2 separate regions of the Homo sapiens genome follow, and region 2 is linked to region 1. Evidence: chromatin loops called from intact Hi-C (ENCODE). Cell type or tissue: Caco-2. All regions are shown on one strand. Links, peaks and the distances in the headings refer to the core of each region. The heading gives the core; the rest is flanking DNA.

What was found. Peaks named below come from ENCODE experiments on the same cell type or tissue, not always from the same donor. Only the 100,000 strongest peaks of a DNase experiment are listed, where the experiment ranks them.
Region 2: it touches region 1 in a loop (3-fold over the local background); 2 of 110 quality-filtered maps call a loop at or near these places.

What each region holds. Positions count from the first base shown.
Region 1 is chr10:93,906,942-93,923,587 of GRCh38, forward strand. It overlaps a transcript of SLC35G1 not described here. Among named protein-coding and RNA genes, the nearest start is that of SLC35G1, 21 kb to the left of the region's middle. In Caco-2, for the core only: a CTCF peak has its summit at 9,800 (motif pointing right); no DNase peak of the experiment used is centred there.
Region 2 is chr10:94,272,283-94,288,928 of GRCh38, forward strand. It overlaps PLCE1 (phospholipase C epsilon 1), which reads left to right. Exons shown (of 33, transcript NM_016341.4): 19 at 1,280-1,438; 20 at 7,500-7,629; 21 at 11,508-11,629; 22 at 12,566-12,683. It overlaps PLCE1-AS1 (PLCE1 antisense RNA 1), which reads right to left and starts at 14,788. Exons shown (of 4, transcript NR_033969.1): 1 at 14,559-14,788; 2 at 11,105-11,204; 3 at 8,312-8,347; 4 at 7,008-8,049. In Caco-2, for the core only: a CTCF peak has its summit at 7,995 (motif pointing right); a DNase peak (open chromatin) is centred at 8,009.

The sequences.
Region 1 (16,646 bases), core at 5,717-13,716:
GAATGCAGAAGCAGATAGGAGAATACAGCTATTATCTATCAAGCCAGGTTTGCAAAAATAAAAAGCAATGCCACTCTTCTCACTAATTTTTTTGGAAAATAGTTATTTTTTATTAAAGTGTTATTTATATTAACATATAATTACATTATCTTTCAAGGCCAGCACAGTGGCTCACACCTGTAATCCCAGCATTTCGGGAGGCCAAGGTGGCCAGATCACTTGAGTCCAGGAGTTTAAGGCTGCAATGAGCTACGATCGCGCCACTGCACTCCAGCCTGGGTGACAGTACGAGATACAACAGATGAACACACTTCCTGTTTATGTGCTTTAGTTCCTTTGTATGTGCATTTTAGAAAAGTCAGAAGTCTTTGGTACTTTGCAGCATGTGTGCATTGGTACAACTTCTAGGAAGGGCAATTTGGCACCATCTATCAGATTTACTTATGTGCAAAATGATATGTACAAGTTTATTCCAGCCTGATTTGTAATAGCAAGAAGAAATGGAACTAGCCTGAATGTCCCTCAATAGAGTACTGGTTAAGTAAGTCATGGTATATACCCAAAATAAAATGTAATGCAATTAAAAATAAATTTAAGAAGAGCAAGGAAGCTTTCCATATATGGGTGTGGAATAATGTCCAAAATTGTTAAGTGAAAAAGCAAAATTCATATCATGGTTGAGTATGTGCTCATTTGTATAAAAAGAGGGTAAACAGAATATTCCAGGAGGATATGCAAGAAACTGTTAACATTGGTTGCCTTTGGCAGCTGAAGGGCGAGGTGAGAGGAGACTTTCCACTGAATCCCCTTTTACACCTTTTGAATTTTGAACCAGGTGGGTAAATAACTTAGTCAAAATAAAATAAAATAAAATAAAATAAAATAAAATTGGTGGAACAAAAATAAAAAGGTGACTTGATGGAAAAGAAAGGAGAAAGAAAAGGAGTAAAAGACATAGGGAGCTACATATATACATTATGTCATACATACATACATGCATAGAGAGATGTTTACTGCTTTAATCTGGGCTGTCACCCTGACTCACCTTACGGACTTCCTTTTGCTCCCTCCTCTTTTGCCTCATAGAGTCTGCAGACCATACTTAAATTCCCACATCTCCATGATTGAAGGGAATATAAAGATGAAACTGAAGTTCACCTTTTTAATAGGACTATATCCTCCAAGATCCTAGAAAGCGTTGTGTGGCCCTGATTCAGATGTCTGCTTTCCTATGGCACCAAAACAATTTTTACTTGGAAAGGACACTAACATTTATTGAATAAACCTCATCCCAGCCAAGAGCTTCTTAATCTTTGTCTCATTCCCTCACCAACCTTGGGAGATAGACTGATTGGGAACTGAAGTTCAAAGAGGTTGAATGGGGTTACCTACCTGCTAAATTCTAGTCCCCTCACTAGTAAATGATGAGGTTGGGCCATGAGGTCTGCCTGACTCCAAAGACCTTGCCCTTTCCAATACTTCATGCTGCCTCCATAATTGAGGGTGGTAGAATGCAGAACAGGGAGTCATTTGTCACTGTGGTGGAGAAAGAGTTGGTTTTTGACTTTGGGATTTAGGGATACATATGTCCTCCTTCCTCCTTCCCCTCCTAGAGCAAGAGCTAGAAGCGAAAGAATAGAAGGTGATGACAACACTGCATATATTTCAGTTTTATTTCTTCCGATCTACTAATTAACATTTGTTGGGCAGTAGCCATAAACAATCCTAGCCAATGCAAGGAAACACCAAATATTGTCAAGCCCTCACATTGGTCATAACTGGAAGCAAACATGACATATATGGACTATATAATCAGTTTGCGTGGGCTACAGCAAGATGTTGCCCAAGAGCCTAGGCATGAGCTGGCTTCCTACGGCCTCCAAGCAGGAAAGAATGGAGCTATACACAGTCATCTGAATATACAGAAGTGAACCCTGGGCCAGCCACATTCAGCCGTAACTTCCCCAGACTGTTTCTACAGGTGCAGTGTGCCAATCAGAAGAAAGGTGGCCAGGCTCAGGAGAAAGGACAGGAGAGTGACTCTGGCAGGCTTGCTCCATTGTAGAGATGAGATACACCAAGATAGTGACTTCCCAGCTTTTCTCCCCAAAGCACCCCTAATAGCTGAGAAGAATCTGGAGGCATAGCTACCATCACAGCTACACTAACCACCATACTTTACTGTATCCTTCAGGTGTCTGTCCTAGCTAGTTTTGTGGTCTGGCTCCTTCAGTCCCTGCAACAAGCCTGTTTATTTTCATTATATTGATGAGGTTATAGAGCTTGGACAAGTTACATGACTTTTCGAAGATCACATAGCTAATAAGTGTCAAGAGTCTTATTCTCAAAACCCTGGTCTGTCCAACTACAAGCCTGTGCTCCTGACTCCACTATTCTGCTTACCCTAAGCCTAAAGCTGCCCACTTCAAGCTCAAATCCTCTTGGAGGCTTCATGCTTTAAAAAAAAAAAATCCATGCAATTTTTTGCATCCTAATTAATAATATATCTGTGTGTTTTAGTGTAAATTTTTTTTTTTAAATTACCAATTCAGTTATTTAGCTTTTTATTCCCCAAATCTTTGGTACCCTAGGCAGATGTGTCATATTTATCCTGGGCTTTATGTACCTCTGGTTTGAGGGACTCTTGAACTTCATTTTAAGAAACATGGCCCAATGAGTACACAGTCAAGTCTTCATGTCCCTGAACACTGCATTACAAAATCAGCACTCCTTGTTCTTTGTATATTTGTGTTATCAAATAACTATGTGATTATAATCTGGCTTCTCATATACCATAAGTGCAGAAGAGAATCAAAAGATTGAGTACCTGATTCCCTAAACTGTCAAATTTCCCGTTGTATATTAATAAAATTTGTATCGTTTCACAAATAAGACTCTATGTTTTTGGTTATTGTTGCTCTTCCTAGAGAGATAGAATGTATTCCCAGCTTCCCTCATCCCCTTTCTTCTAAAATAATATCCCTGTATTAGAGTAATTATGCTGGCTGCTATAACAGACAACACCCCAAATCTCAAGAGTCTTAAAAAATAAAGTTTTATATCTCGATTCCCTCACAGTCTGATGTAAGTTGCAAGGTCTCTACAGTATCTCTCCTTTGAGTGGTGATTAGGCTCCAGGCTCCTTCCCCCTGATGATCCTGACTTCTTATACAGGTAGCCTCCAAGTTTACCAACATTTTACATCAACAGTCTTGACGGAGAACATCGTTTCTACCCAAATGCCATTGGCTGTAACCTAACTTAAAAGGAGGGTAGGAAATAAGTCTTCCTTTGTGCTCAGGAAGAGGAAAAGAACAATAGCAACAGAATTTGGTGAACCTAAAGCATTGTTTCTGCCATAACCCCCTTCCTTTGGGGAACTGCTGAAATCTAAGTCTCTAGTTTTGGTGGAGCTGGCAATTCAGAATCCTACCCCCAATGGCCTAGGAAGTGGGCAGGCCCATGACCTGAGCTCAGCCAAGTCAGGTTTATCTCTCTCTGTAATTTGAATCATGAGCAGGGTCTCAAGCGCAGAAGGAGCTGTCCAGTGGCAGTGCCCAGAGAGAAGGGCCGTGGGTGCCGGCTGTAGAAATCCTGTAGACAGACTGGGTCCTGTCCCTCCTGATGCCCAGTTGTCCAGCTCTTCCATCAAGTCTGTGAGATCCCCACTATCCTTCCAATTAGTTCCCTACTTGTGATTAAGTTAGAATTTGTTTCTGGGCCGGGCGCAGTGGCTCACGCCTGTAATCCTAGCACTTTGGGAGGCGAAGGCAGGCTGATTGCCTGAGCTTAGGAGACCAGCTTGGGCAACATAGCAAAACCCCGTCTCTACTAAAAAGACAAAAAATTAGCCGGGCATTGTGGTCATACCTTGTAGTCCCAGCTATTCGAGAAGCTGAGGCAGGAGACTCGCTTGAACTCAGGAGGCAGAGGTTGCAGTGAGCCAAGATGGCACCACTGCATTCCAGCCTGGGTGACAGAGCCAGACTCTGTCTCAAACAAACAAAACAAAACAAAAAAAACCCCCCAAAAAACAGTGTTTCTCTTACTTGTACCCAAATGCAAGTATTAATTATTAATCTTAATTAATACCCAATATTTGCCACCTATATGCTAACAAGCAGATTTCCCATCTCTTCATGACTCGACCCTTGGGGATATGATGGGCTATCTGGCCAACCTTTTTCAGATGACATCTCTCTATCTTATTAAGATCTTTAATCTTCTAAGTGCATGAGAAAAGCAAGAAACAGTACAAAGCAGATGTTTAAGGCCAAAGAAGTCATAAAGTCAACATGCCATCCTCTGCAGGGATGTCAGGTGGACGATGGGGTCATATCCAGGAGTGATCTCTGAAGAAAGATCCCATACATCAATTTGTCAACCTATTTCACAGACAAAAATCAGGATTCTAAAATAACACCGTCCAGTAGAATTACACTGCAGGCTACACATATAATTTTTAGTTTTCTGGAAGCCATATTAAATAATGTAAACAGACAAGTGAAATTGATTTTAATAATATATTTTATTTAACCCAATACATCCAAAATATTACTGTTTCAACATGTTATCAATATAAAAAATTATTAGTGAGATACATTCTTTCCATCATACCATGCCTCAAAATCTAATGTGTGTTTTATAGTTACTGCACATATCAACTGAGACCAGCCATATTTCAGATGCTCAGTGGGTACATGTGGCTAGTGAAATGACCTAATAGTCCCATAGACAGTTGTTTTTGGATAAATGTAGAAATTGGCCCTTCTAGTCTTAAAGCTTGAAACTTAGAGCTGTAAGTTGTTTCGGATGGTTGTACATCCCCATCTCCTCCATCATGACATTGGTTCTTCCGAGAGTTCTTTTCCCCTTGTCTGTATAGGTGATTCAGGTCAGCCCTGACCTGGCTCCAGGCTTTGGTTCCTCCTCCTCCCAAGAGCAACTACAGGTGGAATTTGTGGCAACCATCTCCACTAGCTAGTGACACCGACTAACAGTCCCATAGACAGTTGTTTTTGGATAAACATAGAAATTGACCCTTGTTTGTATCTGAGTTCCTTCCTCAGGAAAGGATCCCCAGGCCTCTCACGAAGTATCAAAGAACTGAAACCACGTCATTGCATCCACACAATGAAACGCCAGGCCCCTCATTCATCATGATTGCTTCCTTACGCCTCTCGAGTTCCTGTTTTCTCAGACATAGTAACATGTCTTCCCTGCTATATAAACCCCTAATTTTAATCAGTAAGAGAGATGAATTTGAGACTGAACCCCCATCTCCTTGGGTGCAGCTCCCAATTAAAGCCTTTTTCCTTGGCAATACTCATTGTCTCAGTCATTGCCTTTCCGTGCAGCAAGCAGCAGGACCTAGACCGAACCCCTGGTGTTTCAGTGACACTAGTAGTTAGCATGTTTGACAGCATAGTTCTAGAAAGTGCTAGGAAGAAAGGAGGGTTATAACAGCAGGCACTATTTCTTGAGCCCTGCCATGTGCCAGCACATGTCAAAGCTCCTTACATATTTCTCTCATTTGATCCCTGGAAAAGCCTTTTGAGATTCTTATTTTCTCTATGTTACAAATGAGAAAGACGACTTAGCGAGTTTAAGAAACTTGTGTGAAGTCACATTGCTAAAAAGGACAGAGGACAAAGCACACAACACACACAGTCTGTCTGACCCAAAGCAAACACTTTCTAATTGATCTCATGCTTTTCATTTACAGGTAAGAGGACATGAATTGCCTTGGAGTTTTACCCTAAAGGTTGTGGATCAGGAAAGGTCCTAAACAAAGCACAGGGGAATGGCACTAATCTCACCAGTAAGGTGTGTAGCCAAACCAGCTGTTCCCTGTTAAGGTAAGAGGCATCTAACATGAATTAGAGAAACAGAAACAAGTGCTAATACATTTCTCCAGCCAAAAAATTCTATGAGAAGCAATGGTGAGGTGATGAGCAAGGCGAAAACACAAGTAAAGCTCCACTAACCAGAAAGAGATAAGTGGGTTTGAACATTAACAAAGGGCAGAATTGGTGATAAAAAGTATTCAAAAACTTCGAAGATAAACATGCAATTTCAGTAAAGCCAGTGGAGGTGAGTGCCACAGTTCCACTTGTAAGGTTGCCCTTGGAGGAGGAGGAACCGGAACCTAGAGCCAAGGTCAGGGCTTACCTGGATCACCTATGGAGGTAAGGGGAAGCAAGCCCTCGGAAGAACCAAAGCCACAATGGAGGAGATGAGGATGTACCACCATCCAAAGTGTGTGTTTGAGAACATCCCTCTTCAGCAGGCTTCACACAGGTTACCAGGATAGACACAGGTGCTTATAGATGCTCAGCCAAGACTAACTTAAAAAGCCAGAGTCCATAAAACAGTCCTCAGTGAAATAAGAACACCATGCTAAATCTAGTAAGTGTTTACATTTTGCCTTTATGTATTAGTGTTTACCCTTTATGAAATTATGGTAATAGTGGATAGTCATTGTTTGGGTGGCTGTGTGTGTGTGTGTTTAAAGTCTTCACTTGGCAAATATAAAAGTCAACAACTTTATATTGGTCCTCCAGTTTTACTATTAAAACAAATTGATGGTATATAAAATTTTAAAAAACACTGCTTGCTTAAGATCCCATTTGTTTCTCTCTGATATTATTTCAACTATTCACTCAACCCTAGCTCCATCCTCTGTGTATAAATATGCTCAAATTTCTTCAGATCAAACCAAATCAAACAAAACCTCCCTTAAAACTCTCCTCCCTTCCTCTCTAGGTACACCCAAGCACTTGTTTCTTCTTTATCAACCATTCTTTCCTCAACCCACCAGCTGTTGTTTTTTTCCCCCATTTTCCACATTGGCAGTTGAATATTAAACTGTGCAATCGTTTTTCCACCCAAGTAAAGATGAATTAAAATTTGTTACTCAATCTCAGTGTTTTCCCTTCTGGTTGAATCACCGTTAAAACGGTCTTGCTTTCTTCCTATTTAATCCCTGTGGGAGGGCACAGTATTTCAGCTACATTATGTGTTAAATTGGACTTTGTCAGCTACCTCAGGAATGTAGCCAAGTTTATATGCTTATATATAAGAGAAAAGCTATGTTCCAAACTGGCTTTCAAATAAATGTTGCTGTTAACTTTTTATTTTGACATAATTTGACATAATTTTAATTTGACATAATTAATTTGACATAATTTCAGAATTACAGAATTACAGAAACACTGCAAGAATTGTACAAAGAATTCCCATTACCCAGATTCCCCTAGAGTTAATATTTGAGAGTAAGTTGAAAACATGAAGCCATTTACCCCTGTATAGTCGGGGGTCACAGTTCTCCATATATATATATATATATATATATATATATATATATATATATATAAAATATATATATAAAGTATATATATAAAATATATATATAAAGTATATATATAAAATATATATATAAAGTATATATATAAAATATATATATAACATGTATATATATAAAATATATATAAAATATATATATATAAAATATATATATATGAATGGATGAAAGAGAAAGAAGAACGTACAGGGAGGAGGAGAAGAAGGAAAGTAGACATATATTTTATGAAATTGGCTTATGGGATTGTGTGTGTTGGCAGGTCGGAAATCCATAGGGCAGCCTAGCAGGCTGGAAAATTAAGGTAAAAGTCAATATTGCAATCTTGAGTCTGAATTCCATAGAGCAGCAGGCTGGAAATTCAAGCAGGGTTTCTATGTTGCAACTTTGAGGAGAATTCCTTCTTTCGGAAACCTCAGTCTTTGTTCTTAAAGTCTTCAATTGATTGGATGAAGCCCACTCACATTACGGAGGGCCATCTGCTTTACTCAAAGTCTACTGAGTTAAATGTTAATCACATCTAAAAAATACCTTTCCAGCAACATCTATTTTGGTGTTTGACCAAACCACTGGGTGCCGTTAGCCTAGCCACATTGACACATAAAATTGACCATCGCACTTCTACAGTCCTGCAGTGTATATTTCCTTTAAAAGGACATTCTCTCAATAAGCATAGTAAAATGTGCAAAATCAGAACATTAACATCAATACAGTGCTATCATCTATTATGCCAACCTTATTCAGATTTTCACAATAACGTAATTGATAGCCAAAAAAAAAAAACTGGAGAAAGTTAACAAGAAAAATGTTTAAAATCCAGAAACTGATAAATAAATGGAAATTAATTGTGATTACCTTCAATTAATTGTAATCGAAAGTAACTTTAATTAAGAATTGTTAACTTTTTTTTTAAAGCCCCTGATCAAAGAAATTAAAAGTTGGCAATTTTCTGATGGACTCAGCCATTTTTTTGAAATTTGGTCTTCCAAATCCCAAAGTCTGGTACCTGACTGGAGATTCCATTCTTTCTCATCTGCTCCGGGAACTTGTTTTTCTGAGTTCTCAAACTCTTCATTTCTACTGACCCCTCTTCTGCTTATAGATATGTTCAGATCTCTTCTATATTCACACCAAACAAAATCAAACAAACATTTCTCTCGCTCCAGCATTTCTCTTGGGTTGGCACCCTCGTTCTTCCCATCCGACGCAGATTTCTAGAGACCCACATCTGCCTCATTATCCTCCCCACACATTCACCTCTTGATTGTAGTAGACACCATTGTTTCCTTACCCAAATTCAACCTCCTCCCTTTTTCCTTGCTTGAATCTCCCCAGTTTTAAGTTCTCGTGCCACGCGCTGATGAAAGTGCACCCAACCCAAACCCAGAGGAGGGGCTAAGGTAGGGGTGAATTTCAATTAGTCTCTAAACCAAACATTCCAATCCTCTTGCCAGTGATTGGCTTAGAAAGGGGCAAAGTAACCAGTTCTGACCAATGATACGTGAGAGGCAGTCTGCAGGCAACACCTCTGGGAAAGAGTTGCTTGTTCTCACAATGAGGCTTCTGAAGAGTGTTTTCTGTTTGTGTAAGGAGGTGGTGCTAGAGCTGCTTCAGCCTCTTGCTGCCATGAGGACATCTAGCCAAACGCATCTTGATTGATAAAACTCATTGGCACCAGCAGACGTAGTTAACATTTTGCAAGCTAGCAACAAATTACTGGAGAATTATATAGTTGTTTCTCTCCCAGAATTCAAGGTAATTAAAAATCTATTCTTAAAAAAGCTTTATTTTTCCATTTTAGAAAATATAATTTACTAATATTATAAAAGCATTATTTCTTATTCCTTCCTGCTTTTCTTTTCAGCAAATGCACAGTATTTATGTTGTGTTAAATGTCCTGTTGATGGATACCTTGAGAATTTAACAACTGAATACTTCATTATGTGTAAAATAAAATCCTAAACCTGACCAATGACTTCTTTAATAGAAGAATCCGGTGACCTCATCTCTTTGTTATCGTATCTGCCACATGGCATACAAATTAACTTTTAAATAATAATTCATTCGTGAACTGAAATGTCCTGGAATCCATCAGTTCATAGCAATGCTGTGTTAGCCAGGGCTTGCAGCCATTCAATTCAATATGAGTTACTTTAATGCAATATCTTTCTAAGGTTCTGTGCACTTTCTTAAGTATGGTCCTTTCAAAAGGCTGCCTGGCATCTTGGTCTGTGATTTTTCAGCAAGGATAGCGGTAGTATTTTAAACAGAACAGCTTTTAAGATTCAGAAATCATTAGCAGGAAAGTGACTTTAATGAAGTGGTTTAGTAGTTCTTATTATCAAAGAATGTTGATTTGGACATCCGCCTGGACCACACTTAGGGAAAAAAGAACTGTCAAAATAACAGGCTAGGTGCTTATGATTCCCTTGGCTTAGAGCTCAGTTTTACCAGTAGATGTCACTATAGTCAGACATTATTTTAAAGCCTCAAAAAGAGAAAGGTAACCTCACCGGAGTTTAAAGGATCTGAGGGGGAAAAAAGCAAACAAGTTCTTCTATAGCTAAACATGTGCTCTTCTTTTTTTAAAAAGCACAGTAGGCATTGAATAAATGTTTACTAAGTGAACCGACAAATAATCAATGCATATGGAATAGTCCGCCCTGAAATCTTTGTGATTGAGTTATGCTCTGATAGGAATCAGAGGAAGAGCTTTAGAGTCTGCAGAACAAAAATGATCTCTAAGATGCAAGCAGGCAGGTACAGAAGTAAGCAACTCTGCCCAGAGTCCATTCGTGAGAAGGGACGTGGGGATTTAAGCAACTCAACTGTGCAGACTGTTGCGCGCCACCCTACGCCAGGCACTGAGCTAGGGACTACTAGAATCGGAGAGGGAGTCGCGGTACATAGAGCCGATGGCGAAGTAAAGCAGAGGTCATGTGTTCTGTCCTCCATCCTGGAGTGGGGGAGGTGCAGGTTTTCCTGGCTTCAGAGGTAGATCAAAGTTCTAAAATCAGGGTGAAGGAGCTGAGAAACAATTCCCATCAGCTCTCCTTCAACACCCTCTTTCCTTTTTTTAAACTGAGGTTTGCCTGCATAAGGCAGAAAGAGATTAGGAAAACAGTTTGCAAACCTGGCAAATTATTCAGAGGTTTGATATATTGAAGATATATGACAACATGTATTACAGCTATTTTGAGCGCTTATTAACTGGTACATTCTGCACCAACTCCATTCTCTGATTTAATCCTCCTAAGAGCTCTAAGAGCCAGGAATTTCTATGTTCCTCATTTTTTGAGATGAAGTATCTGAAGAATGAGGGGGAGTGGGGTTGAGAGGTTAATTTGTCCCGGATCACCCAGTTAATGAGTGGTAGGACCAGGTTCTAACTTAGGCCTGTATGGGGCACTCTGCTGTGTTCCTGCCTTAGTTCATTATTCCAAGGAAACTGACTCTAGTCAGGGTCTGACTACCAGCAAAATCTAGGATCCATGTTGTTTAAGTTGATTTTGCCCCAATCATTCCTTTTTAAACTCTTAGTGAACCATTCTTATGAACAGGGCACTCCGTTTTGGACTAGGAGAAGGGGAGTGTAAAGGAAAGACAGTGGGCTGTCCTAAAAGAATTTATGATTCAGTGGGAGTAGACATGGGGGCATTTGGAGATGGGAGGAGCTTGGACAAGGAAGGTCACCCAGCATCTGCCTTCTCCATACGGCTTAGGAGGGTTTGGGGAAAGTGGAAAAGATTTGGAACAGCTGCTGTAAGGAATGTGCTAGGTTAAATAATGTGTCTGGAGAAGTGAGGGGTATTTCAAGATCTTTCTTTCCACACCTCAGAATTAATGGAGCTTATTTTCTCAGATTTTCCAAAATAAAGTTCACCTCTGGCTAGAGCTCAAGCTTGAAGAATTTCAGTACAGAATTTAATCTTGTCTCTTGAAAAACTGTCAGCACTTAATTTTTTTAATCATGAAAACAGATAAATGATAACACTGCACTGAGAAGGAGGCTAAAACACTTGCTTGACTTGCAGTGTTGATTATCTATCCAATTGGATTTTTCTTAGTGTCAACTTTATTTCTGAAATAAGAAAACAACCAAATGAGAAACATTTTTAAAACCACAAGTTGAAATCCTAAGACAAACCTAACATTAGGGATGTCTGAATTTGTTAGTATCTTCGAGGCACATGGGTTACATTGCCCTAACCCTAGCATTTTGAACAATGTCATCTGCCCACTTTGTGTTTTTTCATAAATATGTAAGTGTTTTCTGGTTGTTTTCATTTCTGCCTCCATTCCACTTTAAATATTTTGTTTAATTATCACATTACATTTTATGTTTAGAAATCCTCTCTTAAAGACATTCCGTCTTGCCTGTAGCGAGGGAGGTAAATTTGGTTGAGTGTTAATTACTAATGGAATTTCTCCAGACTCAAATCTTTCCCCATACACTTTGCCACAGAACAGGTAAAAAATGTTGCTCTGGAGAAATTATAGCATAAATATCTCTAAATCAAGGGCTTAGTAACAAAGTCCACAACTAGTATAATATTTTTTCAGAGTGGCTGTCAAAAACTGTACAAATTCATTAGTAAAGCCCTACACAAGGGGGAAAACGCCCCCAAACAGGAAAAATAAATGGCTAATAAATATATGAAAAAATCAACTTTACTGTAAATAAAGATAAATTAATGGAGCAGTGAGTTCTTTTCACTTTAAGTCAGAGTTTGGGGTTTGTTTTTATAAAAATAACACTTGATATTGGCAAGAGGGTTCAAATTGCCAGACAGCATTGTGGTTGGGAATGTTAAGTTGGTAAAAATTTTTTGAAAAATTTGCAATACATATCATACCCTGTGGCCCAGTAACTATTTCTAGAAGATTTTTCCTAAGGGAAAAAACCCCTGAAACACAGAAACAAATATTTACATAAAGACATTCCCTTTTATAATTTATAATAATAAAAATACAAATAACTATTCCATTTGAGTATATTAGGTTTAAAAAAGCTACCTTCATAGATTAGAATATTATGCATCTTTTCACAAGTATCTTTATAAAGACAGAAGTAAAGGGAAATCCAAAGGAATAGAAATCGTTCTATCATAAAGACATGCACACATATGTTCATTGCAGCACTATTCACAGCAAAGACATGGAATCAGCCTAAATGCCCATCAATAGTGGACTGTGTCAGGAAAATGTGCTACATATACACCATGGAATACTATACAGCTATAAAAAAACAAGATCATGTCCTTTGCAGGAACATGAATGGAGCTTGAGCTCGTTATCCTTAGCAAACTAACACAGGAAGAGAAAACCAAATACCACACGTTCTCACTTATAAGTGGGAGCTAAATGTTGAGAACACATGGACACATAGAGGAGGAACAGTGGACACTGGAGCCTTCCAGAGGGTAGAGGGTAGGAGAAGGGAAAGGATCAGGAAAAATAACTAATGGGTACTAGGCTTAACACCTGTGTGATGAAATAATCTGTACAACAAACTCCCAAGACACAGGTTTACCTATATAACAAATCTGCACATGTACCCCTGAACTTAAAAGTTTTTTGTTTTTGTTTTTGTTTTGTTTTGTTTTGTTTTGTGATGGAGTCTCGCTCTGTCACCCAGGCTGGAGTGCAGTGGCACCATCTCAGCTCACTGCAACCTCTGCCCCCCGGGTTCAAGCGATTCTCCTGCCTCATTCTCCCGAGTAGCTGGGATTACAAGTGCCCACCATGATGTCCGGCTAATTTTTTTGTATTTTTGGTAGAGACGGGGTTTCACCATGTTGGCCAAGCTGGTCTTGAACTCATGACCTCAGGTGATCTGCCCACCTCAGCCTCCCAAAGGGCTGGGATTACAGGTGTGAGCCACCACACCCGGCCCCAAATACAAGTTCTTTTTACAAAGCTTACCAAATGGAGCCACAAAAAAAGAAGTAAAGAGAAATCGTCATGTTATGATATTAAGTGGAAAAAGCAGGAGAATAAATATATAAATAATATAAAGTATATATCTACATATATATAATACATGTCCTCACCTCTAAGATGACTAAATGATCTCTGAGGTCCCAAGCATGATTTTATAAAGTGAAGAGAGCAGTTAGATATCTTATCAGTGTATTGTCATCACATGTTATCAATGTCTGGAATCTATAAAATGATGCCAGTGACACTTGGTACTAGTATGAGGTCAGATTCCCTAGGAGAGCCCCAGACAGAGGTTGAGGTGTGTGTGATTTACTGGGCATATGCTCTTCAGGAAAAGCTCATGAGGAAAACAGACCAGGGAGGGGGAAAGAGGCAAGCAAGGATGCACTTTTTTAAATTTATGTATGTATTGAGACGGGGTCTCACTTTGTCACCCAGGCTGGAGTGCAGTAGCACAATCTCAGCTCACTGCAACCTCTGCCTTCAGGGCTCAAGCAATCCTCCCACCTCAGCCTCCTAAGTAGCTGCCACCACACCAGGCTACTTTTTAAATTTTTTGTAGAGATGGGGTTTTGCCATGTTGCCCAGGTCAGTCTCGAATTCCTGAGCTCAGGTGATCCACCCTCATGGGCCTCCCAAAGTGCTGGGATTACAGGCTTGAGCCACTGCACCTGGCAGAGGATGTGCTTTCAGGAGCATAAATCACACCACTGCATTGTAGGTGGGTCTTATACCCAGAGCAATTCTTGGGGATGGGGAATCTGTGAGCCATTAACAGCCAGGTTCAGTGGCCTTAATTTCTAAATTTTGTTCTCCTGGGTAAAATAAGGTGCCTGAATTAAATCAATGAAGGATCCTTCACGTGGGCCTGGGAATCTCCAGGAATTATATTTAAAATTCAGCTTTCCATGCAGTTTTCTGGGATTCAGGTGCATAACTTTTGTCAGATTCTTTGAGGACAGGGTGACTTCAAGCTTCCTTCCACCCCAGCACTTTGAATAGGAGTGTGAGAAGAGACTTAGGTCAGAGGAGGAAGCTAAGCACTGAATTCTTAGTTCTAGTTTTAGAAACATAATCGACCAGAACAGGGATTCTTTGGTCTCACCTTATCCCAACCCCCATTCAAATTTAGGAAAATTAAAGGCAGTCTCCCAGAACCCACTCAGACCCACTCGCTTTCACAGCCACATCTTTTCAGCTCCGCCACCTCCCGGTGAGGGGGGTGTTATCCTCGTTTTACAGAGGGGAAACTGAGGTGCCAGTGATGTGACTCATTCAGAATCCCACAGCACCCCCTTGTGGTGTGGAGCTATGGTCAAGACTTGCTGTGGAAACCAGTGGCTTGCGTTTCTTGATTTTTTTTTCTTTTTTTGAGACAGGTTCTCACTCTGTCACCCAGGCTGGAGTGGAGGGGCTTGATCTCAGCTCACTGCAGTGTCAACTTCCCAAGCTCAGGTGATCCTCCCATCTCGGCTTCCCGAGTAGTTAGGACCACAGGAGCATGACACCAGCCCAGCTAATTTTTGTATTTTTTGTAGAGATAGGGTCTCACCATGTTGGCCAGGTTGGTCTCGAACTCCTGGGCTCAAGCGATCCATCTGCCTCATCTTCCCAAAATGCTGGAATTACAGGCGTGAGCCACCATGCCTGGAGAAATATTTTTGTTTTAAAAAATACTGTATTTATCTTTCAAAGGTGATACTTTAAAAATTCAACAAGCGAGAAAGTAAAGAAAAGGGAATCCTTCTACACTGTTGGTGGAAACGTAAATTGGTGTAGCCACAGTGGAAAACAGTTTGGAAGTTTCTTGAAAAATTAAAAATATAATATGATTAAAAAATCCCACTTCTGGGCATATATCCAAAGGAATCAAAATCAGTATACTGAAGAGATATCTTCACTCCTGTGTTCACTGCGGCATTATTCACAATAGCCAAGACGTGCAAGCAACCTAAATTTCCAAAGGACAAATGGATAAAGAAAATGTGGTGTATATATACATACAGTGGAATATTATTTAGACTTAAAAGAGAAAGAATCTTGCCATTTGCGACAACATGAATGAACCTGGAGCACATTATGCTAAGTGAAATAAGCCTAACACAGAAGGACAAATACTACATGATACCAATTATATGAGGTATCAGGTATAGTCAAACTCGTAGAATCAGAAAGTAGAATGGTGGTTGCCAGGGCCATATGGCAAAGGAAGATGGGGAACTATTGGTCAAAGGGCACAAAAAATTTCAGTTATGCAACATGAATAGGTCCTAGACATCTGTACAACATAGTGCCTAGAGTTAATAATATTGCATTTTATACTTAAAAATTTGCTAAGATGGTAGATCAATGTCAAGTGTTCTTAACACAAATTATAATGAGGGTGGGAGGAAACTTTTGGAGGTAATTGATATGTTTATGGCATAGATTGTGGAAATGGTTTCATGGATGTATACTTATCTCCAAACTCATCAAGCTGTATGCATTAAATATGTACAGATTTAAAATAAATAAGTAAAGTTGCAGCAACAGTCAGAGAAGATTTTCCAAGGACTGCAATCACATTGCTCTCAGAACATATTTTCAAAGCAAGAATCTGTATAGGACATTGACATCTGGATTTCTGATGCATTTCTTGTATCTTAAATCAGGGATTGCATCATTAATAAACTTCCATATAGTTAAAAAATTAGCAACACAGAAATGTAAAATATAAATGGAAGGCTCAATTCCCCTGACCTTTAAGTAGTAGAGTGGATTCTTCTTTTATTTTTCTCCTCTTTTTTTTCCCATTTTTTTAGAGACGAGCTCTCCTTCTGTAGTCCAGAGTGGACTGCAGTAGTATGAACTTACTGCAGCGTTGAACTCCTGGGCTCAAGCTATCCTCCTGCCTCAGCATCCTAAGTACCTGGGACTACACATGTACACCACCATGCCTAGCTGGATTCTCTTTTCGATAGATACATATAGATTTGTTTGTTTAATTGATTGATTAATTTTTACAAAATGGAATCATATGGTACATTCTGTCCCGAAACTTCTGTCCCACTAGACAGTATATCACGAAAATTTTTCATGTCAGAAGATAAAGACATACCTCATTCATTTGAAAACAATAGTAAAAACAACATGTATATATATTTCAGACCATCAATATGTTAATTTAAACGGCCAGATTAAATCATATTGGTAAACAATGTGGAGTGAAACTTCTGCCATCTTAGAGCAATTATTCGAACTTCCTGTAAACTGATTATGAAGGTTGTAGTTCTAAACTATTCAAAAAATTCAGGAACTTTTCAGGACCACTCACAACAAATTGTTAAAATAAGCATGCTCTCAC
Region 2 (16,646 bases), core at 4,509-12,508, 360 kb after region 1:
TTAATATTATATTCCTTGCTAGGAAAAGAATTTAGCAATATCTCTCCTACTTGCACGTCTGTTTATAGGCTCTCTGCAACAAGAAAAATATGGCTCTTTTTGCCTGACCCTGCAGGCGGTCACACCTTATGGTTGTCTTCCCTTGTTCCCTAAAATCGCTGTTATTCTGTTCATTTTCAAGGTGCACTGATTTCATATTGTCCAAACACACATGTTTTACAATCAATTTGTACAATAGTGGTCCTGAGGTGACGTACATTTTCAGCTTACAAAGATAACAGGATTAAGAGATTGAAGTAAAGACAGGCATAAGAAATTAAAAAGTATGAATTTTGGGAACGATAAACGTCCGTGAAATCTTCACAATTTATGTTCCTCTGCCACGGCTCCAGCTGGTCCCTCCGTTCGGGATCCCTGACTTCCCACAACAATAATGCACCCAGATTTAGAAGCAGATATTCCATTATACTTCCCCCTTCCTTTAATGGTAGAGGCATTTGTGGAAATGAGGCTCTCAGTGGGAAAGAGGGGCACTGACAAAATGTCCCCAAATATTAATGCCAACAAAACTAATTAACTTTTCATATTGTCCTGGCCTAAGCTTTGATTTTTTTTTTCAATTAAAAAATAACTCAAGGCCAGGCCCAGTGGCTCACACCTGTAATCCTAGCACTTTGGGAGGCTGAGGCGGGTGGATCGCTTGAGCTCAGGAGTTCGAGACCAGCCTGGGCAACAATGGAGTTGATATAAGCATTGTGTCTGCTTTCCCTCCACCCACCTCCTTGACAGACACACATTCTGCTTTGGAGATCCATGCTCAAAATCTTTGTGAGAATTGTGTCTGTGGTTCTTTACACTATGTGGACGCAAATTCTACCTATGTCTTTGTCCCTGCTCCCTACCCCCTCCAAAGTTTTATCCTTTTGACTTGACTTCATCTGAAACTAACCTTATTCTACAAACAACAGCCTCTAACTGATTCTCTGTTTTCTTATTTAATACATCAGACCACAGAATATTTTCCTAAATAGTTAGAACTGACACCAGCTGCAGAGTGGCCTCGACCTCTCCTCCTGTCCTTCTAAACACCTCCCTTCCTTTCAGTAAGAAACTGTGAAGGGGGCAGGAGCAGGGGACAGCTTCTTTCCTAGTTCCTCTTCCTAAGACTTTTTAAATAATTCAACCAGTCTAAAATATCTACTATGTTTATGAAGTGTACATATATTTATCAATTATAGATAAAAGGCATTGATTGTATGTTTTCCTTCATTCTTTTTAGACTGTGTTTGGAGAAAAGCTGGTGACTAAATTCTTATTTGAGACTGATTTCTCAGATGATCCAATGCTTCCTTCACCTGACCAACTCAGAAAGAAAGTTCTTCTTAAAAACAAGAAGCTAAAAGCCCATCAGACGCCAGTGGATATCTTAAAGCAAAAGGTACTCCCCTCTGTTAAACCAGTTATGAAAAGGCAGTGTGCCTAGAACAAAGAAAAATAACATCATTCTAACCTTTCAGATGACCTGCTGGTTTACTAGTTTTTCAAGACTGACTTTCCTTAAATGATAAGTTTGATTTTGGGCTTTTCATTCCATAGACCAATAAATTCTCTCATCTCACTCACCCAAGATTTAATTTGTGGAATAGTTCCCACATAGAATATACCTCCGTTATTTAATTTATTCTGAGTGGGATGAAGTGTGACTGTTGTGTCTGAAACTGAGCTTAGGGGGTTGTTCATCCCATAATGGCTGCTATAGTCCCCTTTAGGGAGAGTCCCCTTAGGGGAGCCCTTGGCATGGGGCCTGTAGTAGAAGCCCAAAAGCCATAGCCCTGTGATCCCAGCGTATCACTAGTTTATGCTGCTTGGGCCCAGATCCGGACAACAGAGATCTGGGCCCAAGCACGACAAACCCACCTGTGTAGGAGACCCTCGGCTCAAAGGTCTGTGAAAAAGTTCAGGTACAGAACACTGAGTCCATTTTCCAGTCTGCACCTACTTATCCCACAGGATGACAGCTGACAAAACTATTTGTCCTACTTAGGAGGGCACTGTTGGTCCTAAAACATCACTTTGGAAACTAGCCAGCTACAGACTTGCTCTCAGGCTGGCTCAAAGAGTACAGGCACACAGATGCTAAACATACAGAAACCAGTTTCTTTACAAACATCCGAACCTGCATATTCCCTTGAAGTGTTTGTGTCCTCTGAAGGTAATACATTACCCAATTTGAAGATCACCCATGATTCTGGGCCAAAAGTTGCAAAATCAGCCACTTTCAGGGGCTAAGCAGGAAACATCAGTGTGAGGAGCCAGCTGGATACAGGACAGCTGGAAGTGGTGAGGACAGGAGTGGAGTGTGCACGCCGTGTCAAAGAACAGCTCTAATTCAATTATTTTTAAACACTGCACCAGCCAAACAAGTCAGGTCTGGAGGTGCAGTCAGCCCCAAGGGCCACCAGTTGGAGACCTCCAGTAGGTCTACCTTTATCCAGATCTGCACTTCCAAATCTGCTCCAGGTGACCTTGCTTTTGCTTGGGTTTCAGAGGCCATGGCACCTATGCTGATGGGCCTTGTTACAAAGTTATTTAAATGTTAGCATGTATACTCTACCTTGCCTTCCTCAAATGCCACATCAGTGACTGACCACCCAGTGTGGTGCTTTTTCTTCTAGAGCCCTGTTCATCTGTGCTGTTTTCTTTATCCAACAATTCCTGCCCAGTCCTCACTGCCAAGCAGATAAAGCTGCTAACCACACATACCACTGTGGTCTTCAAGATAAATGATAAATGTGAATGTCCTTGCCTTTTCCATTCTGTGCACAGTCATTTGCAGTTACTTATAAGGCCTTCATTCCACTAATGAACAGAAGTCTTTTTTATGTTGAGCCCAAATCTTCCTTCCTTTTCCTCCTTCTCATTGGCCCTCCCTCTTCCCTCTGCAGCTGTACAGACTAATTTTATATTTAGAAAGCTATCATGTGTTTCCCCACCAGCTTTTCTTCTCCAAGCTAAAAATTCTTGTTGTGCCAACTGTTCCTGACAGGATATGGTTGCTAAGACTCTTTACTTACCATTAAGAATATCGTAGATATTCTTAAATTTGTGGATATTCTTGAATTCGTCAATCTGAAAATGTGATTTCCAGAACTAAATCAGTATTCTAGGTAGTATATTACAGCACAAGAACAGTGAAACCATCACCTCCCCTAATTTGAACTTTAAACCTTTGTTAATACAGCCTCAGACTGTCTGCTTTTCAAAAATTCTTGGCCAGCCGCTGTGGCTCACGCCTGTAATCCCAGCACTTTGGGAGGCCGAGGCAGGTCGATTGCTTGAATCTAGGAGTTCAAGACAAGCCTGGGCAACATATCAAATCCCCATCTCTACACAAAATATAAAAATTAGCTGGGCATGGTGGCATGTGCCTGTATTCCCAGCTACTGGAGAGGCTGAGGCAGGAGGATCACCTGAGCCTGGGAGGCCAAGGCTGCAATGAGCCATGTTGTGCCACTGCATACCAGTCTGGGCCATAGAGTAAGACCCTGACTCAAAAAAAAAAAAAATTCTTTAGCACACACTGAGCTCATGTTGAGCTTGTAGAAAACAAAAAGCATTCAGTTATTTTCATATAGACTGTTCTTATGCCCAGCGTTCCCATTTTTCCAGATTAACAATGAATTTTAACCTTTTGTATATGGGAGCCTCACATTTATCTCTATTTCTGCTCTTCTTGGTTTTGGTATATTATTACGTCCTACAAAGTTCTTTGTGAATTTTGTTTCTGTCATCTGGTACATTTATTAGCAGTTTCTCAAACTGTGTCTTCATCCCAAGTTGCCCTTGAGTCAGCCAGCCACATGGAGAGGCCTGTGCCCTTCTTAAATAAGCCCCCTGGCATTTGATGATTATTGCCCCCGTCTGGTGCTCTCCTCTCTTGTAGCCTGCATTTCCCAGAGTGTGCTTCGACTTCTTTATTGATTTCTTTATTTATAAAATAGAAAACTGAAACCTGGCCACTTGTGTGACTTTCTCAAGGCCACCCAGCTCATAGCAATAGAGCTTAGTCTCAGACTTGGGTCTTTAGAGAAGCCCTTTTCAAAGGTGATACAGAAGTCAGAGTACATTAATAAGAATAATCGCTGGAGCACTTTGAAAAACAGATTCTAAGGTCACAAATCTGACTGACTAAGTCAGAATTTCCAGAAGAAAGGCCTGGTCATCTGTTTATATAAAAATAATTCCTTAAGTCACCATGGTGTCTGCGTAAAAAATAATAACAATAATAATTCTTATTATCCTGGAAGTTTGAGAAACACTATTTATCTGCTGTTTTTCCCATAAAGTGAATTATCTTATCCAAAACAGCTAAGGAGGTCACTGTGTGGTAAACTTGTTCTTAGTAGATCCACTCTAACTCTTGCAAATCACCTCTTTATTTTCTAAGTTCTCACAAACCAAGTGATTAATACCCCATCATGAAATTTTGTCAGCTATCACCTTGACACTGCCCACAGTATAATTTCCACAACTTACTTGTTCCTTATTTTGGAAAAATGGGACAATATAATCCCTATTGCCAGTTTTCTAAGACTGCTTGCAACCTTTCATGATGACTTCCCAAGGGGTACCAGCAATGATTCCACAGTCACATCCGTAAGGCCTTTCTGTTTTCTGGTAGATCATGGGTCTAGACCTAGTGATGATCTGACCTCAAATAAACCAGGTGATCCAGAGCTCCAGTGGGCTCAGACCTACCCGCTAACATAGAAGGCCGGAGTCATTTCCCATACAAAGAACTCACCCTCAGCAAGGATGGATTGACTCAGAGCAGGATTTCTGAAGCCCTCCACCTGCCTCTGGCTTGTACTGAGATGCATCCTGAGGTCTCCTAACTATACCCCACCAGGATCCTCCAGGATTCTGACATTCCTCTCCTGAATTTGAACCCAAAAAACTCAGTTCACCTTAAATGACAGACACTGCGGCTAGGTACTGGGGAAACAGAGAAGTGTAAGACATTGCTCCTGCTTAGCCCTATGAGGGCCAGTCTCCTCATCTGACCCATACCTCCAACCACAACCTATATCCGAGTTACTTTTATTCAGGGGCTGAGGTCCCATTTTTCTACCCTAGAATAAGTAGGATATTGCATAGAAGGGTCCCAGCTGTTGGCCGTTTGTTGGGCTACCTCTCCCATGCTTCTCCTTGAGCATCTTGGGGGCCTTGGCACTCCACTTTCAGACACTGCTATTCGTGGTTCTTTGAGCAGTGTCCTTCTCCCATACAGTTCTCATGCTTCCCTGCCAGTGGGGTCTGTCCAGCCCTTGGCGTCATCATTCCCAGCACTTGGCATTACCTTGAGTGCTCGCTGAGTCAAGGCCCTTCTCTTATCAGCGATAAACAGACCTGCTTTTGTGGCTCACTTGTGCCTACAACAGATTTCCCAAAGTTTTGAAGAACACTAATCCTATGAGAGACTCTGAGAAGAGAAAGACAGGGGAAAAAAATTTCCTGGTTAAGTAAGCATGGGAAATGCTGCACTGGAGATCTTTGAAGACTCGTGATGCCCTTTAGCGTATTAAATGAAGGCTGTGTGAAACCCTGTAGTAGGAATGTGTTCAGGTTTGGTTAAGCTGCTGCTTCCAGGCATTCAGTGTATCTTGTGGTTCCTGTAATTGTCAGTTTTTCCATAACACCTATTAACACCCACCGAGCTCCATAAAACCCACTTTGAGAAATCGCAGCCTAGACCATGTCCAGTTATCTGGAATGGACTGCTTTGTAATACATTTCATCTGGATATGGACACAGCCTAAATTGTATCTTCCTTATGTATACATATTCATTATAAAGGTAATATAACCACATTTCAAAAATTTAGGGAATAGAGAATTATTTTAAAACATACATAATTCCAGGGTCAAACACAACTGTATTACACGAGTTCTTAACCTTGGTAATATCCACAAATAGAATTTAGGGAGTCTACGAATATAAATGGAAAAAAATTACATCTTTATTTTCACTAACCTCTAGCTGAAATTTAGCATTTCCTCTGATCATAAATGTAGGGAATAAACTACAGTAATATAGGCAATACCTATTGTCATCAATAGAAATGGCAACTTTTTCATTATACTTCACAGTTGTCGCTAATATCTCCAAGAATTATTTATGCTCAATTTATATTTTCAAAAATGTTAATTAACTTACTACTATGTTTTCTACTGTGTTAATAAACACATATATTCTAATAGCACAAATTTGTTCCTATAACATGTGATCACTGTATTCAACAGTATTTCCTTTGTAACCATTTCATTTTATGCATTTAAAACATCATTCTGAGAAGGGATCCTGTCTCACCAGACAACCAGAGAAGTCTGTGATGCAAAAACAAGTGAAGAACCCCTGCCATATTAACATTTAATATCTAGGACTTCGTGACTGTCATTTTATATAATTGCACTTTAAATATATAAAACAAATACAGAATTATATGTATATTTATATAGTGTATATATTTACATGTATAGCTATTATCTGTATGCACACACATACATTATATATAGTATATATTAGCACACATGTATGCACACATACACATGCAGAATTATATATGTGTGTATATATAATCTATATAGTATATTCAATGCATAAATATTGAATAAAAGAATTTGTTCACTTCCTTTGTTCAATAAATATATATCAATTATTTTTTCATATCTCATTCTCTCCAGCAGACAACCATTGCTTACTGACCCCGTTCCTCTACCCCGTTTAGATTGTTTCCTGCATTTAGTTCATGCAAGTAACGTTTCCTATATTTCAGATGATTTTCTTAAGCTAGGTAGGTTCCCAGACCTGTACTGATGCTTATCACTTCACAGTAATTCCAGTAAACACGGAGTATGTGACCTCCCTGGCTGCACACATCAAGTTTCCTAAAGTTTCTAGGCCTGTTTTGTTAATCTGATTTATGGTTCAGAAAGCCGTTTGAAAACAATTTTATTTAAACCAACAACAATTCTTTTGGCCTCTTTGTCCATAGGGATTCTAATATTGTTCTCAAGGTCAGGAGCCTGTAGATATTATTTTAAGAAGGGGAAAAAATGGTTTCTTAACAGAGACATACTTCTGAAAAATTGATGGGTGATTCACTTCTTCAGTCACTTGGGATTGATGCTGGTTCTCCAAATCACCAAAGCTTTCTCTTGGAGGGGTTGTCCTGGGAACCTGGCTAGCTGGGCACTGCACACAGTCTTCTGGAGATTGTTTATAAAAGCTCCAGGATTCTTCCTGTAGGAATGCTAACGTTCACCCAAGTGTTGACATTGCATTTCGAGGGAATCTAGATTTTTTTCTCCTCTCCCAAATGTATCAAAATAGGTTAAGCCACTTTTAACGATTGTGTTAAACATCAGGGGTAGTTTTAAAGGTTATAAATGAATTCATTAACTTGGCATCTGCAGTTTACAATTATTGCTATTTTACAGGCTCATCAGTTAGCATCTATGCAAGTGCAGGCTTATAATGGTGGGAATGCCAACCCCCGACCTGCCAATAATGAGGAAGAGGAAGATGAGGAGGACGAATATGATTATGACTATGAATCCCTTTCTGATGGTAAGAGAAACAGATCCCTATGCTGTGCACAGGAAAATTCTTGGATGATTTGCCACATTTTTCTTTCTAAAATAAGTCTAGAGCGCCAAAGACCAGTAATACGGATGGTTGTAATATTGTCCAGGAGTTTCTGAATTCAGTCACTTAGCAAGGACCGAGGAAGGAGGGGATTCTGTTAGCCAACACTTACAGAAAGAAGAGGCAGGTGTGGGAAGTTACAGGGAGTCATTCCTACGACAAGTTTCTAGAGGAAGAGATGGAATTGCAGCAGAGAAACCCTGTTTTCACCCTTTAGTTTCTAGCGTGGCTGATAATCTTGGCAGGAGTCGTAGACTGAGGTTGCGTCCTTTCTCCTGCACCACCGGCAGGGGGCAGCATCACGGCTCTGTGCTCTCTGTTTCACACTCTTGCTCTGGCATTCTAGTAGTGAAAAGAAAGGAGAGGAGCCTCATTTCCCCTCCCTCCCTGGTTTTCATACCACTAAGCCAACAAGATCTTTCCTTCTGGCCCCACCAAAGAGAAAAAACATAGGCAATGCTAATGACGCAACACAAAAAGTCACACGAATGATGTTAACTACAGATTACTAGCGAAGGATTCTTCTCACATGAGAATTAGGTTTTCAGTGTGTTTCATTTGCATTAAACATTTGTTAGAGATTGCAGAATGTTTACTCAGGTACCTTTGCTGATAGTAGACTGTTTCATTTTGGTGATGTCTGAAAGGCAACAATATAATAATAAGAAAATGCCAAGGTTCCTATTTCTATAAACATTATATAGTAGAATATATTCTTTCTATGTAGAATAATTGTTTTGCTAAATATGCAGATATGCCCAGACCAGAAACCATTTACCATTAAGTTGTCTCATGCATTAAGACAACTGAGCCCCCTCCTCCAAATATCTGCTCCTCAGCAGAAATTTGAGTTGTCTCCAGTCATAGTTCAGTTTTGTGAGCCTCCATCACTGGTTATACTGCAAATATAATACCAAACTGTCTGCCCCCAAATATAATACCAAACTACATCATTTAGTATTTGTCCTTAGTAATAGTTGATTGCTCCATACCACCAATTAAAAGCCAGTTTGCTACACCTGAAACCCCATGAGCTAATATGAGAGACATATCTCATCAGATAGTAAGAGGGGAAAAAATTAAAAGGAGTCAAGACAATTTCTCTGCAAAGTCATGGGAATGTGAATTTTTTATATTAACTTATTCTTCCCCATGGTTTTCTTCCCCATTACAGTTGCAGTAATGCCCCATAGAACTAATTGATTCAGATATGAAATAAAAATCACACCTAAGAAATCAACTAATCTAGATGTCATATGCCCCTATAAGTAGTTAGTCCACTAGAAAACAAATTTGCTCTTTCATAAATTACTCCTGTGCTTTTTCTGTACTTCTGAGAATAAGAAAGGAAAAGCCTTTTTAGAAATTATTATTATACTGTAGATTTCACATAAAGAAATAACAAAAAATTATTATAGATGGTTTTGATTTGCAAGTAACAAAATGAACAGGTGGGAGAAGGATTTTCTGATTTATTTTCATTTGGGAAATTTAGTCCTATACCACTGAATTTCTAAGATAGTTGCATGTATTTTTAACAATCCACATATGCAGAGGTGGAGTATCATTGGAAAAGGGGACCACACCAGGCTCTGTTCCAGTAGACTGTGATACCTGGGGCAATGTCTTCACCACCTTAGGCCTTAGATGCCTCAGATATGTAATCAAAAGTTCTGCGAAGTGTTTGGTGATGTTCTTCCTCTACTTCCAGCACTAAGATCTGTAATGTATGACCACTTAAGCCCACTACCACTACATGAGTATTTCCCCCTTCATTGAAAGATCGCTCTGACTGGATGATTCTCAAACAGGCCTTGTAGTTATGCTGTGACTTGTTGAAGCTTGTCCAGTTAAGGCTTCCGTATGTGACTATTAGATGCCTTACTAACCACATGCCTTTGATTATTGTTGTGACCATCTCCACTTTCTCCAGCAGGGATAGAGAACAGAAATCTACCTGCTGTGGGAAGCACCGTTACCAGCCTCTTAGGGGGCCTAAAAGGTTTCCTAGCTTCTCGTAATAATGGGTCTTTTTGAGAATCAGATGAAAGCTATCACCTCTGAAAAATAAAACGTGCTCTCAAAATTCTGCACAACTGCAAGAGTTTCACAAGTTTCCTGAGACCCTCATAGGCATCCTAGATTAGGAACCCATCTCTAAAGTCAGGGTGCCCGGTTTATCTCTGTGATCTCTCATCCTTGGTTTTCATGCCCATTAAATAAAGGAATTAATCTAACACCATTTGGGCTATAAAAATGAGATAATGCCTAGCCACAGAATTATTGCAAGAAAACGCTAAGGAAGTTGCAAATGAGAGTTATTTATCTGAGAAATTGTAACTCTGCCTTTTGGGTAATAAATTCTTAATATTTTTCTCCCAACCTTGTTGTTTACCTTGTGTCTAGTTTTGAACATACACTGCAGACAAATTTGAATTTACAACTTAACGCAGACATATTCTATGACAATGACAGCACAATTCCAAGAAATTAATCTGTTTCTGTACATTTGAAATGAAGTCATATTGGGAGTATTACAGCAGTCAGTAACTGAAAATATGTAACATGAATGTGTCAGCCCTTGGCATGATTCACATTAATAATGTTTACATTTCGTTTACTGCTAGTCCTTGCATTGTTCCACAGTCAAAATATTAAATCTATAGAGCATTTCCTGTTTCATTTATTTATAATCTAAGCTGCTGTTATTTGTGCTTTGCTTCATGCCTTTGTTTAATTTATCTGGTGTTTGTCTTAATTTTCTCCTTCCTTTACCCCTTTCTGATTCTGTTTTTCTGTAGCAGATGTCCTTACTGCCTCCCCTGCTCCTAACGGTCAGGAAGGTAAATGCCATTTGAACGGGGCATTTTAACTGCATGGATGTCAGCATTCTGTTTCCAATTTCTTGGGCCCGGTTAGCATGACGTTGTGATACTTCTGTGAATACAAATGTAATGAAATGATTTATCTCATTTACTTCTTGTCAGCCTGCATGGCCCTGATTTGGTATAAGGTCCTTTTGGTCTAATCGTTTGTGCTCTGATGATGCGATACTAAATCTTGAGTGAGAAATTAGCTTTCTTGTTTTTCATTTTAAAAGGTCATCATCACGATACACTTCTAATACCTTTAGAGTCATTCCAAATAGAAAAGCAAAAAAAGAGCAAAATATAAGATTATATCTTATGATATAATATTCAGATATATTTTATTTTCTGTTATGATTATCACTTAGTAAATTAATAACAATCATGAAAACTTTACTTTTTAATTATAATTGTGAAGACTTTGCATTGCACCCAATAATAAGTCTTTCCCCCTAGGTTTTGGCATTTCTCAAGGTAAAAGAAGTAAATAGCTTCATTTCAAAGTGAGAGTGAGTCAATCATGTATGTACCTTCTAGAAGTGCTTCAGCCACTAAATCCTTCCCAAACGTGTGTGCTGTCAGCTTCTTGACACGGGGTATCTTCCATAATATTTGCACAGTTCCAATCATCTGTATGAAAATTGGCATCTTCATTTAGATTATGTCTATATGCCAGATTATTTTGAATCATTTAAATTATGTATATAAGTGACAAAAACTACTGGTAAATAAATCAATTAAATTGAAAATAACTGCATCAACCCAATTTTTACAGTTATGCTTCAAGCCATCATTTTGTTAACATACTATATAGTTAGAGCCTCATTCTTATAGATAAGTACAAGTATCTGGATGTCCTCACAGTGATGCACATGTAGCTCTTAAGTGAAGCATTGGGTTCGTTTTCACTGAAGTCTGCTAACTTATTTTCAGACAACATTCTGGAAGACAGACCTGAAAATAAATCATGTAATGACAAGCTTCAGTTTGAATATAATGAAGAAATCCCAAAGAGGATAAAGAAAGCAGATAACTCTGCTTGCAACAAAGGAAAGGTGGGTGAACGGTTTCTGTTAAATGACACTTTGACCATGTGGTACTCTTGTCAGTTTCAGATGAGATTCCACTTGCTCCCTGTCCCTCCCTTTCACCTTTCCCCTCACTTTCCCTTAGATACCTGCCAAAGTTCACTTGGTGATATTAAAAGACACCCACCTTCCATTTGTGGAAAGTTAGTCACTGATTCATCCAGCCAATACCTACTAATGGTGTATGTGTGGCAGGTACTGAAGTGGCACAGAGGTGGTTTAGTGATGAAGGCAGACATGTCAACTGTGTTGAATGTAAGTGCATAGAACAGTGATTATACTGTGTTATCAGAGAATCAAGGACAGGCTCTCAGGGAAGATGAGGTTTCAGAAGGAAGATTTGGCTAAACAGACAAAAACAGAACATTCGGGCCAAGAGGGCAGCCTGGTATGTCCAGGGAATTGCAAGAAGTTTTAAAGGCATTTGGGATGACCAAGAAGATAAACGGGCCAGATAGCAGAGGAATGACACTGAGAATAGGAAGATAAATGAGATACCCAGACCCTATCCTCAAGTGCCTCACAGTTTATAGACTCTGAGCAAATCTTTAGACGCAGTTGCAGTGACATTGTTGGACAATGGAATTGTAAGATATGTCAAAAATTTGAGCCACGGAAGATACATAGTCAATCCTCTATTTATTTAACAAAGATTTATTGACCATTCCACATGTAAGACAGTGGACCATGCACTGAGGGAAGATGGAGGATGAATTAGACTCACCTCCTGCCCTCAGAAAGCTTTTACTCTAGGAAAGCTGTTGGGACATGTATATGGATAATTACCATGCAAGGGGAAATACAGTAATAACACCAGAGGAGGACAGATAAAAGAGCTTTGGGAATCCAGAGGTGAGTAGCATATACCTTCCATGTAAAATGGTATCATTTTTCCCTTACCAGGTTTATGATATGGAACTGGGAGAAGAATTTTATCTTGATCAGAATAAAAAGGAAAGCAGACAGATTGCACCAGAGCTTTCTGACCTTGTAATCTATTGTCAAGCAGTAAAATTTCCAGGTAAGATTAGGCAATATCATCTATAACTTTTAAAGATATCAAAGGTTAAAAATATGCCATTTATTTAATTGGGCATTGTGAACACTCTCAAAATAACTAAATTGTGTTGCTGAAATCATTGTTATAATACCTCCTAAATATCTTTATTATTATAATTTGCCTTGATGCTCATGAAGAAAAATACCATAAAGTATTCATTTTTCAGGTCACACAATGTCTTTTTATAATAGTTAATAATTATAAAAGTTATAATACTCATAATTTCTAATTGCTAAATGTATTAAATACTTAAGTACTAGGATTTGTGCTATTTTACGTACATCTCCTTTACCGTTCATAATGATTCTACAAGGTAGGCGGTATTATCTCCATTTTAAAATAAAGTCTGAGAGGGATGAAGTAATTTGCCCCAAGTTTCAGAGTATATCAGTCAAGATTCTTTTGTTTGAAAGTGGCAGAAATTGACCTAAGTAAAGGGAACTTTATTGACTCATGTGCTTAAAAATGAAGACACACAGGTTTCAGGTATAGCTTAACCAAGGTACATGCTTTCTCTTTCCTCATTTCTCATTCCGCCTCCATCATGTTGGCTTTCTCCCCTTTATTCCCTTCTGGTTGCGAGACGGCTACAGCAGGCCAGCACTACATGCTTCCAGTTTCAGCTTCAGTGTAAGAGTCTCTTCCAGAACTTCCCGCAGAAGTGTCATTGTTTCTCATTGGGTCCTTTACCAATCACTGTGGCCAGGAGATGCAGTGCTCTGATGGTCTGGATCCCATGTCACATTCTCCACTCTGAGCTGGGTAGCAAGGCCCCACCCAAACCACAAGGACCAAGGATGGCGTTGAAGTGGAAGGAGAGATTTCCCCCAATTGACCGTTTTTAGAAGTACAGTGGACAGGCTGATGAACCACTTTCCAAAAACAGTGTCCTTTTCAATTAATGAATGGTAGACCTATGGCTCTGAAGCCTGTCTGTCTCCAAAGTCCTGCCCTTACCCGTTATACTGCCTGGCCTCTCTTGTTTCGGGCTGTTTTCAATGAGGTACTCAATTATGTGTCCCACAAATGGGGCACCAGGGGGTAGAAGACAAACAAGAAAGTCCCTAAGTACATGGAACTCAGAAAAATTCATCTCCTCATACTAAGAAAAAGGATTCTCTTGAATATAATTTCTGAGAACAGGAAAGTGGCTGAGATAGGAGGATCAGTCTAAATGTTAGTAAACAGGATTTATAGACTTGGCCTGGAGAGAGGCACTAAAATGCCCTCATCTTTTCAAGATGGGCTGAACTCAGGTCCCTCCCAGAGCATATCTTAAGCACCTGGTCTCACACAGTGCCTGACAAATGGGCCAGAGGCATTGGGCTATTTAAAAATTAGGCAAACTGGGTGTAGTGGTGCGTGCCTGTAATCCCAGCTACCAGGGAGGCTGAGCAGGAGAAATGCTTGAGTCTAGGAGTTCAAGCCCAGCCTGGGCAAGATATATAGCAAGACCTCATCTCTAAAAAATAATAATTAAATTTTTAAAATCACAGTTAGGTAATAGTGAGCTTTTCACACATCAGAGTAAAAAAAATCATATTATTTAATGATATGATAAAAATCATATATTTCATGATATTAAAATCATTTTAATTGTAAGTTTTCTCCTATAAGCTGTTTTTAAACTTTTGGCAGCTGCTACTGCTTGTCTGCTAGCAAATCCTGTTGAGGAGGATATGAATCAATAAGTAGCCAGCAAAGATTTCAGAGAAATGCAGGAACCTGGCCATTTAAGTTTAATTTCACAGACCATGACCTCATGGCATATAAGTACAATATGACCATTATTTGCAACTGGCAAAACTCTTTTTCTGATGGAGTAAAACCCTTTACCTGTCAAAGAGCCTGGAGGCTGGCATGTCCTTCATTGCAGGAACAAGGATGAGCGCCACTCTGTCCAAGAATCACACCCACTGCAGCTCTTATTCTTTATAAATGCAGCGGATGCCACACTCGGACCATTCCACTGGCTTTGTCTTTTCTTCTCAAGCACTCAGTAAATAAGGAGCACAAATTCCCAAAGATATTTGAAGTCTGTGTGAAAGATAAAGTCTCTGTACCAGTAGAGAATCGTGGAAGATCAGGAGGTCATGTGATAGAGCTTCTAAGCATGTGGTTGTTCGGCTTATTTTAAAAATTCCAAGTATGTTGTTTTTTAAAAGTGTTCACATAGCATACATTTCTTCATAGGTATAGTGTATTTTCTCTTTAGAAAAATGAAATTTCTTACATTTTTTCCCTGATTTTATTTCCTGTCTCAAAATAGCTAAATTGGATTGCCAGAATGATTGTTATAATACCTTCTAAATATTTCTTTTTACAATCATTTGTTTGATGCACATGAGGAAAATACTATAAACTGTTCATTTTGCTATGCCGTTTATTTTAATTTTGCTACATTATCAATTTCAGTGTATGTCACCTTTCATCATCCCAAGTCCCTTCTTACAAGCCATATGCAAAAAAAAAAAAAAAACCCTTCATTGCAATGAGGCACTCAACAATCATGTGGTATGAGGCCCACAGAAAGGAAGGAACTTCCCCACCATCAGAAGCTAGGTCAGTGGCAGGGCAAGAGCCAGAATTCCTGTCAGCTCCCAGGGGTGGGCTCTTTGCACCACACTATGGAAGTAGTTGAATTTTTTCGACCTGCTTTCTCTTAGGGTTTATTTCTCGGTTGCATTTAGTACTTCTATTGTCCTGGGTTTTTTTCTCCTTCTAATAGAAAAAAAAAAGGATATGGTATTTTTATTTTATGACCCCATCAACCTAGTTTCCAATATCTTCCCACAAGCTCCCCTGCATCCCCCACTCTCCTCAGGCACCTACATACACTGCCGTCTTTCTAGTGCCAGGCCATTGCTCAGAGTGTTCTCAACCTTGCCTGGCCTTCCTTCTCCCCTTGGCCCCATTCCAAATTCCAAGGACGGGGTCCTTGGAAAGTATCTGAGACTCTTCAACTCATTGTGACATCTCCTTTCTGGAGCTCCTTCATTTATAGGCATATGTTTGGGTACCTCCTAGATACCCAGTTGTTCCACAGTTAGGAGTGCAACCTTGTTCTTTTATTTTGAATTTTTTTATTTTGACAGCTTTAGTGGTACAAGTAGTTTTTGGTTACATGGATGAATTGTATAGTGATGAAGTCTGGGATTTTAGCGCACCTGTCACCCAAGTCGTGTAAGTCATACCCACCAGGTAGTTTTTCATCCCTCACCTCCCTCCCACTCTCATTCTGAGTCTCCAATGTCCATTACGCTGCTCTGTATGCCTTGACATACCCATAGCTTAAAAGATTACAACCCTGTAAGACAAAAATTATTCAGTGGTGACAAGATCATCAGATAAGATCGTGGGTCAGAGACCTGGGCTCTTGGCTACCATGCTTTGTGATTTGGCCAAGGCAAATCTCTCTGAGCCTTTCTCACTCAAAAGTGGAGTTGACTAGAATCCTTGTTTACTACACTTGCTGAAATCTCCAGAATCACCCAGGCCACTTGATTAACATACCCAGTCTCAGGCCTCTCTACCAGGGATTTACATTTGGAAGGCACTGGGAGGTCCTGGTCCCTGGGTTTCTAAGGCAGGCAATTCAGGAGCAGGTAGAGCCAGATGATCTGGAAGTCTGATTCTGAGGGGGATTTTGCCTCATTCTCCTTTGGATCCACCACACAGTCCACAGAGCAGGTGCCCAGGGATTCCATGGTGAGGCTCGTCCGGAAGATTCTGTGACTTCCAGGGCTCATTTTTATTCCTACACTGAAGGAGCCACATGGGGAGAGCCTTGCAAGTGTCAGTCCATTCCCTGGACACACACTGTCATTTTCTCAGCACTGAGAGACAAGCTTTGTTCATCAAACAGTGGTTTGCTAACAAGCCATTTGAATGACAAAAGTAGAACCCTGCTGCCTTGGACAGCTT